2 separate regions of the Homo sapiens genome follow, and region 1 is linked to region 2. A link is an interaction called in ENCODE POLR2A ChIA-PET data of the cell type or tissue named here. Cell type or tissue: IMR-90. All regions are shown on one strand. Links, peaks and the distances in the headings refer to the core of each region. The heading gives the core; the rest is flanking DNA.

Region 1 (5,380 bases), core at 297-5,296, 130 kb before region 2:
ATAAATAAATTGGTGGTATTATTTTAGCTATTGCTAGATGGGTGGTAAAATGTGGTACCAATTGCATTACAGTACACTAATGCATTTTGACGTGATCTTATTAATATAAGGATTCTTGATCCTGTTAAAAACTACATGGAGAGTCCCAGACTTTGAAATCGAGACAGTGGGACCTTGGCAGTATTTGGGGGTACCAAGCTGAATAATATTTTATTAGTGGCAAACACTAAACAGTAGCAGGCACTATTCTAAGCAGTTTACATATATTAACTAAGTTAATCCTCTTAACAACCCTGTGAGGTAAGTACTATTAATTCTCCTTTTACAGTTGAAGAAACTGACATACGGAAAGTTTAAATAACTCGCCTAAGGTCAAGGATTCAGAACAGCACCCATGTGACTCCAGAGTCATGAACCCCTGGAAAATTTTTCAGATTTCCTGGGATATTTGCCCCAGGAATCTGAAAGATGGTGGAAAGATTAACTGTATCTCAGGCACCCGAAGATACACTTATCTTGAGAAAACATTTGACTTTTTGGGTTTTGGCCCTCTGCCTTCAGCAGATATAAAGGACAATGTGGTACTTGTGAGAGCTGCTCAAAGTCTGAATCCACTGTCCTTCACTGGTCTTTATCAGCTAGCAAAAGATCAAGTTTAAGACCAAGGAGGCAGGAGAATGGCGTGAACCCGGGAGGCGGAGCTTGCAGTGAACCGAGATTGTGCCACTGCACTCCAGCCTGGGCGACAGAGTGAAACTCTGTCTCAAAAAAAAAAAAAAAGCCCCTGTCCACACCTCCAGCAGTTGCCAACATATAGCCGGGCGCGGTGGCTCACACCTGTAATCCCAGCACTTTGGGAGGCCGAGGCAGGCGGATCACGAGGTCAGGAAATCGAGACCATTCTGGCTAACATGGTGAAACCCTGTCTCTACTGAAAACACAAAAAATTAGCCGGGCGTGTTCACAGGTGCCTGTAGTCTCAGCTACTCGGGAGGCCGAGGCAGGAGAATGGCGTGAACCCGGGAGGTGGAGCTTGCAGTGAGCCGAGATTGCACCACTGCACTCCAGCCTGGGCGACAGAGTGAGACCCCATCTCAAAAAAAAAAAAAAAAAGACCAAGGAGATTACTCTGAAATACAATTTAATTATATCCTCAACACACAATATTAGATATTGGGCATGAGTCTGAAAGTAGAAATACATGGAGAAAGAAAGTTTTTTTTTCTCATAATTTTATTTTTAAAATTATCTTTTAGGTACCTACCCTTGTTGATAAATGAAGCATTTCTATAATCTTCAGTGCCTACCATGATAGTTGGAATGCATTTAGAGTTTACTTTTTCATTGTTTCTTTTTCCTTTATGTGATAAAATTTCCAGTTACTAACTTTCAAGAATGCAAAGTGTATAATTTATTGCTTTAAAATTTCTTTCTGAAGGTTTCAGTGTTGACTGGTGGGCTCTTGGAGTGCTCATGTTTGAGATGATGGCAGGAAGGTCTCCATTTGATATTGTTGGGAGCTCCGATAACCCTGACCAGAACACAGAGGATTATCTCTTCCAAGGTAATTTGGAGTATTTTACAGAGATTCTCTGAGAAAAACCTATTCTAGAGTACAAATGAGAGTGATTCAGGTTACTACTTTGAGTAAGAAAAATGAGCATAATCTGGAAAATATAATCCTGACTGGTGGTATTAGGTTTTGTTGTTGTTTTTGTTTGTTTTTGAGACAAGGTCTCACTCTTTTGCCCAGGCTGGAGTGCAGGGGCGCAATCTCGGCTCCATGCAACCTCCACCTCCCTGGTTCAAGCAATTCTTCTGCCTCAGCCTCCCGAGTAACTGGGATTACAGGCACACTCCCGAGTAACTGGGATTACAGGCACACACCACTATGCCCGGCTAAATTTTGTATTTTTAGTAGAGACAGGGTCTCACCATGTTGGCCAGGCTGGTCTTGAACTCCTGACTTCAAGTGATCTGCCCACCTCAGCCTCCCCAGCATGCTGAGATTACAGGCATGAGCCACTGCACCTGGCCTCTGTGTATTAGGTTTTGATGTTTTTTAATACATTCTTTCTTTTCTATAGTCTTCACTCCTGTTCACAGTTACCTTCTCATACTCAAAATCATAACAGGGGTTATTTAGAATTATCCATCACAAACAGATTGGAGAAAGGAATCCTGTGGCTAGAGAGATAATCTTTACACAGGGACCCTGAGGCTGAGTGCATAAGTTCAAGAACAGTATGAGGGGAAAATAGAGCACCAAGATGATGAGTGATCAAAAGATGGGGAAAAAAGGCCCCACATCAGGGAATATACAGAATTGACAGAAACAAGCAGACAAGTGCAGGGACCTCTAGCACAGAATCCAAAGAAGTATGAAAACTACTATAAAATTCTACATTTAATAATTAAAGCCATCACAGGATATAAATAGGCATTTCATGCCCAAATGGCCATGGAATATGTGAAAAGACATTCAGTCTCACTAGCAATTAAGGGAATGCACATTAAATGTTAATGAGTTACCATTTCATATCGGTACATTTGATCAAAATATTAAAGTTGGGTAATACCAGTGCTGGTGAGGATGTGGAGCAACTGGAACTCTTCTAGACTGCTGGTAGGAATGAAAACTGACACAACAGCTTTAAAGAATAATTTGGCAGTGTCCAAAAAAATTGCATATTATATATGCTAAGCATTTTACAAATGTTAACTCATTTAAACCTCATAACAATCCTATGAAGTATTTTTTTATTCCTATTTTACAGATGAGGAAACTGAGGCATAATTAGGTAGTCAAAGAATAAGACATTCATGTAAATGATAAATAGTATTCAGATTAGAGGCTTTCTCTGAGAAGATGGGAAAAGAAGGGGTTTAGGAAAGTACAGGAGGCACTTCAGTTATATATGTAATATCTTATTTTTTTTCCTGGAATGCCTTAAATATCTTATAATAAAAATTTAAAGATTGCACCCAGGCATAGTGGCTCACATCTGTAATCCCAGCACTTTGGGAGGCCGAGATGGGCGGATCACTTGAGGTTAGGAGTTTGAGACCAGCCTGGCCAACATGGCAAAACCCCGTCTCTACTAAAAATAAAAAAAAATTAGCTGGGCGTCGTGGCGGGCACCTGTAATCCTAACTACTCAGGAGGCTCAGGCAGGAGAATCACTTCAGCCTGGAGGCGGAGGTTGCAGTGAGCTGAGATCGTGCCACTGCACTCCAGTCTGGGCAAGACAGTGACACTCTGTCTCAAAAAAAAAAGAAAAAAGAAATTTAAAGATTGCCAGGTGCAGTGGTTCACACCTGTAATCCCAGCACTTTGGGAGTCCAAGGCAGGAGGATTGCTTGAACCCAGGAGTTCAAGACCAGCTTGAGCAATATGGTGAGACCCTTATCTCTACAAAAAAATTTAAAATTAGCCAGCCATTGCTGGGCGCAGTGGCTCACACCTGTAATCCCAGCACTTTGGGAGGCTGAGGTGGGCGGATCACTTACCTTCATGAGGTCAGGAGTTTGAGACCAGCCCGGCCAGCATGGTGAAACCCCATCTCTACCAAAAACACAAAACTCACTGGGCATAGTGGCACACGCCTGTAATCCCAGCTACTCAGGAGGCTGAAGTGGTAGAAGCACTTGAACCCGGGAGGCAGAGGTTGCAGTGAGCTGAGATCGTGCCACTGTGCTCCAGCCTGGATGACAAAACAAGACTCCATCTCAAAAAAAAAAAAAAAAAAAATTTAGCCGAGCGTGATGGTGGCGCCTGTGGTCCCAGCTACTTGGGAGGTTGAGGTGGAAGGATTGCTTAAGCCCGGGAGGTCAAAGCTGCAGTGAGCTGTGATTGCATCACTGCACTCCAACCTGGGCAACAGAACAAGCCCCTTTCAAAAAAGAAGAAAAAAGATTAAAGCCATGTAAAAGTTAAATATAATACTATAATTTTTATCTTTCTAGTTATTTTGGAAAAACAAATTCGCATACCACGTTCTCTGTCTGTAAAAGCTGCAAGTGTTCTGAAGAGTTTTCTTAATAAGGTATAAATTGTGTATAAGAATATTTTGTGATTTGTCTCTTTCTATATATATCAAACTGGTCAGTAGCGGTTTGGGAAATGTAAAATTCCAAAACAGTAGAGAATGTAACTTTTTCAGTTTGACCCAGAATTTGTCTCTTACCCAAAGAGTAATTGACAGCATTAGATCCTGAGATAAGTTAGTTGTCCTTTCCATTTTGGCAATAAAATTTACTCCCCAGCTATATATTACATAATTTTTGTGTATGTGTAAATAATATATACCATATTCTCACATAGGGGAAGAGTTAATCTTTGGGTTTAGCCATAATTGTACTTTGAACTCTGTTTCCATTTTCTCTGTATCATTATCCATAGAATCTATTTATTACCATGTACTTTTTGAGCACGTGGGCCGCAGTGCTCCCTACAAATTCTCATGTCAAAAATGCTATAATTAGGTAAGATTCGGAAGAAATGAAATGCTATCTTTGGCTCTTAAAAATGTGAACATCATTCAATTGTTTGTTGCTGTTGGTAGGCTAGAGGAGTTTTAGGATCTAGGAGTGTGGTCTTGGCAATTATAAATTCTACTTTAAATAAATGGTATGATAGAAAAGTTGATGTACATTTACCTTCTAAGGTAAATAGATAAGATAATGAGTTTTAATAAAATAAGAAATTGAAGCCTTTTAAAAAATGAACAATTTATGTGAGGAAAGATTTAAACTTGAAACCTAATTTTTCACATAGTGAAAAATGAAGGCAAGAGGTGTTGATATGCAAAATAAAATACCTTTTATCAGAAAGAAAAATGGGAACATATTCTCATTCATAGTGATGAATAAGCCAAGACTTTTTATAAGTTGCAGGCTCCTCAGTCCAGTGATTCAGATAATGGTTGTATCATTGTCTTACACAGGTGGTGGTTTGTTGCTATAATTGGGCATGGGGATTTTAAATTAAGCTAAAAACAAACTTCTCATGAAGTTTGGAGGTTTGCATGTTTTGACTCTCACACTAGGTCATGCAAAGAAATGGCTGGGTGCTGTCAAATGATTCTGCTGTTCTCTTTTTCCTCCTGTTTTTCTTTAGCAAGGAATTGGTGATGATTCTCTGTTTTAATTACATGATGGGTGGAGAAAGTGCCTTGAGGAATCACAAGTTTCAAATAACTCAATTTGTTCTGGAGTTGTACTTTCTAGAAATAAAAGGTAGACCATTCCAACTTCAGAAATAAGAGTATCATGTGAGGGCACACAACACAGATCACAAAGATGATTTATTTTAAAGCATGACATTCACCCAATTCTTGAAACATTTCTTTCACCATAGGACCCTAAGGAACGATTGGGT
Region 2 (5,380 bases), core at 104-5,103:
GACACAGTGTCACAGCTAGTCCTGGTATGGGAACTGTGAACACTGCTAATTGAAATCAGTTTTTCCTGACCCTGAAAATCTGTAATTATTTTTGTGAAAGCTTAAAAAAATTATGTCTGTTGTACAACTTTATCTTCTCAGCAGTTACGTTTGATGGTGTGAGGATTTGGTTCCTGCTGTGGAGGAAGAAATAGGAGCCAGTTGCTTCTAAAGCCAGATGAGTAGTACAGGAGCAGCAGGCTCTCAGATCTGTGGTGGATTTGAGGCTAATCTGTTTGTGGCTTTTCAAGAGTCCCTGCCAAGGCAGGAGGTGCCTGTGCCCTGAATTGTGTGATCTTATCAGCTGGAGTCAGATCCAACTGTGCTGAATCTGGAACCTACTACTTTCTAGCTGTGTGAACTGGGGCAGTTCCTTAATGTCTCTGGTCCCTTCCATAAAATGGGAACAATAACGCCTGCTTCTCAGGTTAGTAAAAACAGTGAAATGATGTGTGAAAATTATTTAGCATAGGATCTGGCACATGGTAAGTGCTCAATAAATGGTTGCTATTATTATTGTTATTGTTGGTTAGCTGGTTAAAAGAATACCCAGAGAGCAGCTGGGTATTCTTCCAATCATGTCAATTTCCTTCTTTTTATTTTTATTTTTTGAGACGGACCTTTGCTCTGTCGCCCAGGCTAGAGTGCAGTGGCGCAATCTTGGCTCACTGCAACCTCTGCCACCTGGGTTCAAGCGATTCTCCTGCCTCAGGCTCCCGACTAGCTGGGATTACTGGCATGTGCCACCATGCCCGGCTAATTTTTGTATTTTTTGTAGAGATGGGGTTTCACCATATTGGGCAGGCTGGTCTCGAACTCCTGAGCCGTGAGCCACCGTGCCTGGCCAAGAAGGTCTTTAAGAACGTTTTTATTTTGGAAAATATCAGACCTATATAAAAGTAGAGGAATAGTATAATAAACCCCTGTGAACCCAACCTCCTCAACAGTGATCAACTCATGGCTGTAATATATGCTTCATCTTTCCACTTCTCCATTTCTTCCAGTCTTCAGATTTTTAAAAGGAAATCTTAGATAGCATATCAAGAAAGATTTTTTTCGCTATTACTAATGTAAGAAGTCAGAATAATTTAAATGATTTTAATGAAAATTTTGCTTTGTGCTAGAAATGATGCTTTTAAAAGTTCTTTCAGGGCTGGACGTGGTGGCTCACACCTGTAATCACAGCACTTTGGGAGGCTGAGGTGGGTGGATCACCTGAGGTTGGGAGTTCGAAACCAGCCTGACCAACATGGAGAAACCCTGTCTCTACTTAAAATATAAAATTAGCAGGGCATGGTGGCACACGCCTGTAATCCCTGCTACTTGGGAGGCTGAGGCAGGAGAATCACTTGAACCCAGGAGGCAGAGGTTGTGGTGAGCCGAGATCGCACCATTGCACTCCAGCCTGGGCAACGAGAGCAAAAATCCATCTCAAAAAAACAAAAAACAAAAAAACCAACCAAAACTACAAAAATTAGCCAGGTGTGGCAGGTGCCTGTAATCCCAGCTACGCAGGAGGCTGAGGCACGAGGATTGCTTGAACCCATGTGGCAGAGTTTGCAGTGAGCTGAGATCATGCCACTGCACTCCAGCCTGGGCGACAGAGTGAGACTGTCTCAAAAAAAAAAAAAAAAAAGAAAAAGTCCTTTCAGTGGGAAGTGACAAAGCTTGAAAAAAGGTTCACTGGGGCCAGGCATGGTGGTTCACGCCTGTAATCTAGCACTTTGGAAGGCAGACGCGGGCAGATTGCTTGAGCCCAGGAGTTCGAAACCAGCCTGGCCAACATGGCAAAACCCCATCCCTACTAAAAATACAAAAGTTAGGCCAGCCTGGTGGTGTGCACCTGTGATTCCAGCTACTTGGGAGGCTGAGGATTGATGCTCGGGAGAATGAGTCTGCAGTGAGTCGAGATTGCACCACTGCCCTCCAGCCTGGGTGACAGATATCCTATCAAAAAAAAAAAAAAAAAGATTTATTGGAAGGAGGAAGAAATGTCAGTGTCTACTGATCTTGTCTTTCTCTGCCTCTTTGTCTGTCTGTCTGTCTCTCTTTCTCTCAGTTGTTACCTCCAACGTCAAACATACCTGTATTGATTTTATTTAACTTCATGTTTATTTAACTCCATGTGTTACCATGTGTCATCTCATCTTTAAAGAGATTAAAAGCCACACTTACATTTCATTGCTTTAAAATGGACTTCTCAAATATTTTCTGTTTGGTCACATCACCATCATTCTTAGTTTTTAACAAGGCATATCTTATCAATTAAAGAATGTATTGTGTTGCATTATTTGAAACTTGTTCTCAAAAGGGGCAAACAATTTTATTCTTTGAAGAGCAAGGAATTCTGCTTATGAGAGGACCAGGTTTAGATATATCTGTCTTTACATAGTGAAGCTTTCTTTTCCCTTCCCTTTCTCTCCCTTCTCTTCCCCCTTCTCCTCCTTCTCATTTTTAGCTAAGAATATACCTCAGTTTTACTTTCTGTTTTCCAACAACAAATGGTACCCCCCACCACCTTGTGTAGTTAGCTGTTGCATCTTCTGAAGGTAAAAAAGGAGAAAAACTGAAAAATCTGAGTGCTAAAATTACTCTGTCTTGTTTTTAGAGACTTAATTTAAAAATAAACTCTGATGATATAAAAAGAAAAAGAACAAAAATTCCCTTTGTCTGTCTTCAATTTTCTTGACCTTACAGGTAACTGACTTTCTAGAAAAACACTTTCTTTATTTTTCCCAAATAACAGAGAGAACCATTCCAAACTCATCTTTTTGGGTTTGCGAATAAAATTAAAACTATCAGGCCTTCTGTGTCTTTAAGAAAGGCAATTATTTTTGGCCAGTTATATTACTATTTCACATTTTTAAAAGTTAAGTAATGATTTGTCTTGAATTTTTAACTTTACTGGTCAAAACATATCTCTTTCTCTCTTGAAACCATTGCTGAAATTGAGTAAATTCTCCTTTTTTAGTTTTTAAACATTTCTCATTTTGGGTTCAATTGAAGGTCACTGTTTTCAGTGAGCCTCTCATTTCCTTTCATGTTGTGTGGCAGTCTGTCATTTTTTAGTGGTTTTGATGTGGTTCATCTTTGAGAGCCACAGGAATTCCACCCAGGGTTCATTTGTCTCCTAGGAAGTAAAGAGCCTGCTGGCACTCATTTGCCTTGTTTTGTGTGAATTGTAAGAGAAGGAAATCTTTAATGAGGTCAGTGATGAGCTTGCGACTTTAAGTGTGTTAAAGTCACAATAAGATTTTATGACTTTGGGTGTCAGTTTTGGTATGTATGAAGTAAAATGTAGAATTGAAATGAGACTACTTCTCATCTATCCATCCATTCGTTCCCCCGTTCACTCATCCATTCCTATGGAGGTTCATTGTATGAAATATTTAGACCTTTTTCTGATTTTTCCCTTTTTCTAATGATTTATATTGGAATAAAACCTAACAAAATCCCTAAAATACTCAAAACCAAGACTGATGGTTACTTTTGGGATATTGAGTCTGTTATTTCCCTGTGTGAAGATAATCTTGTTTTATGATTTGCTTAAGGGAACAATGAAATGAATTTAGAGGCAGTTTCTTGTCTTATTCTATAAAATCTCAGTGTGAAAGTTAGGTTAACAATAGATGTGGGGAATGCTTTCCTGCATGTGTGTGCACATGTGCTGTATGTGTAAATACAAAGTATAGTTGAAAAATATAAAACTTGATTTGAACCCTGAGTTGTTTTGAAACCAGTTAATTGTTTATAGGAAAGATCGGTTAGATTGAACCATATCAGTTGTTTGGGAATTAGAACTTTTTTCTCTACAGAATTCAGCTTTTCACTCCCCTTCTTTTTCCTCTAAACAAGCCTGGGTGTTTGGAAGCCTTTGCTAGGTTGCTGTTTTTTGCCCACAGCAGAACGAATGCCCACTTTTGAGGTTTAGGGCTGTGTAAGTAGATTGTGTATTGCTACGGAAAATCTACAGTAGTTCTCTCTGGCTGAAACACTCCAGAAGAGGATTTTAGTCCCTTTTGCTGACAGAGAAAAAGGTTTTTCTCTGTGTCTTGCTGAAAGTAGAGACTCTGATAATAGCCAAGCAATTCTCCAAGAGTGCCTGATTTGGAGTTCACGCCAGAGAAGAGAAAGAAAAAGACTTTCCCCTGCATCTGAGGTTTCCAAAGTCCTGAGCTAGAAAGGGAGGTTTCACGTACACACTGCTTTTCTTGAACATTCTAGTCACAGAAGGAAAATACATCTTCTCATGGTATCTCATATGAAAATATTACAGAAGCTGGCATGACTGTGCTTACTTTTTAAGAAAAAGGAAGCATTAGCATATGGATAGATTTTAGCTTCTTCTTTTTCTCTTTTTTTTTTTTTGACACAGAATCTTGCTTTGTTGCCCAGGCTGGAGTGCAGTGGCAAGATCTCCGCTCACTGCATGCAACCTCTGCCTTCTGGGTTCAAGCAATTCTCCCTGCCTCAGCCTCCTGAGTAGCTGGGATTACAGTCACCCACCATCCATGCCTGGCTAATTTTTGTATTTTTTTGTAGAGATGGGGTTTTGCCATGTTGGCCAGGCTGATCTTGAACTCCTGACCTCAGGTGATTCGCCCACCTTGGCCTCCCAAAGTGCTGGGATTAAAGGTGTGAGCCACCATGCCTGGCCAATTTTAGCTTCTTAGATAATCTATAAATAATTAATGGAGTGAATTTGGGCTGTTAGAAAGCCAATCTGGGCAATTCATAGCTTTTCAAATTAACTCTCTTCCTTCTGATTTCCTCTTGAGATCTATTCTTTTTAAGGATAGAAATCATATCTTCCTACATATATCTATACCCAGCTTGTGGGGGTGGGCTTAATCTATTGTCAATAAAAATCTATGTTACAAGCAACACAAATGCGATGAGATTGTTTAAAAGGTCTTTCAAAATGGGTAAGACCAATCTTTTTTCCATTTAGAACTAATATACAAGGCTGTTAGATTTGATTGCTTATGTTAAGTTATATTTCTTCTCTGTGGGCATAGAGAGTAAGTTAGAAAATCACTTACTATGAGTAGAAATCAGAAAAAAGCTTGCTGAGTTGAAAGTGATAACGGTACCCCTGGTGGCAAACATCAGACTGGCAGTGCAGTATCTGTCTTGAATTTGTTGATGGAAACCTCATTGTTATTATTATTGTTATTATTATTTTTCTGTCTGCCAACTTTAATGTGCCATCTCAACTTAAAGAGGTTTGGAGTTACTTTGTTTAGAGCTGTGTTGTTCGGTACAGTAGCCACTAGCTACATGTGGCCATTTAAATTAAAATTAATGAAAATTCAAAATTCAGTTCTTCATCTCACTAGCC

The links. Peaks named below come from ENCODE experiments on the same cell type or tissue, not always from the same donor. Only the 100,000 strongest peaks of a DNase experiment are listed, where the experiment ranks them.
Region 1: POLR2A ChIA-PET joins it to region 2 with 5 read pairs; 2 of 35 experiments call an interaction of 5 or more read pairs at or near these places.

Annotation. Positions count from the first base shown.
Region 1 is chr3:170,291,945-170,297,324 of GRCh38, forward strand. PRKCI (protein kinase C iota) reads left to right here. Exons shown (of 18, transcript NM_002740.6): 14 at 1,439-1,564; 15 at 3,967-4,046; 16 at 5,360-5,380. Among named protein-coding and RNA genes, the nearest start is that of SKIL, 63 kb to the right of the region's middle. In IMR-90, for the core only: no CTCF peak of the experiment used is centred there; no DNase peak of the experiment used is centred there.
Region 2 is chr3:170,426,150-170,431,529 of GRCh38, forward strand. All of the region lies in intron 2 of CLDN11 (claudin 11), which reads left to right. Among named protein-coding and RNA genes, the nearest start is that of MIR6828, 5.7 kb to the left of the region's middle. RefSeq lists an enhancer at 1-207. In IMR-90, for the core only: no CTCF peak of the experiment used is centred there; no DNase peak of the experiment used is centred there; H3K27ac peaks cover 153 bases.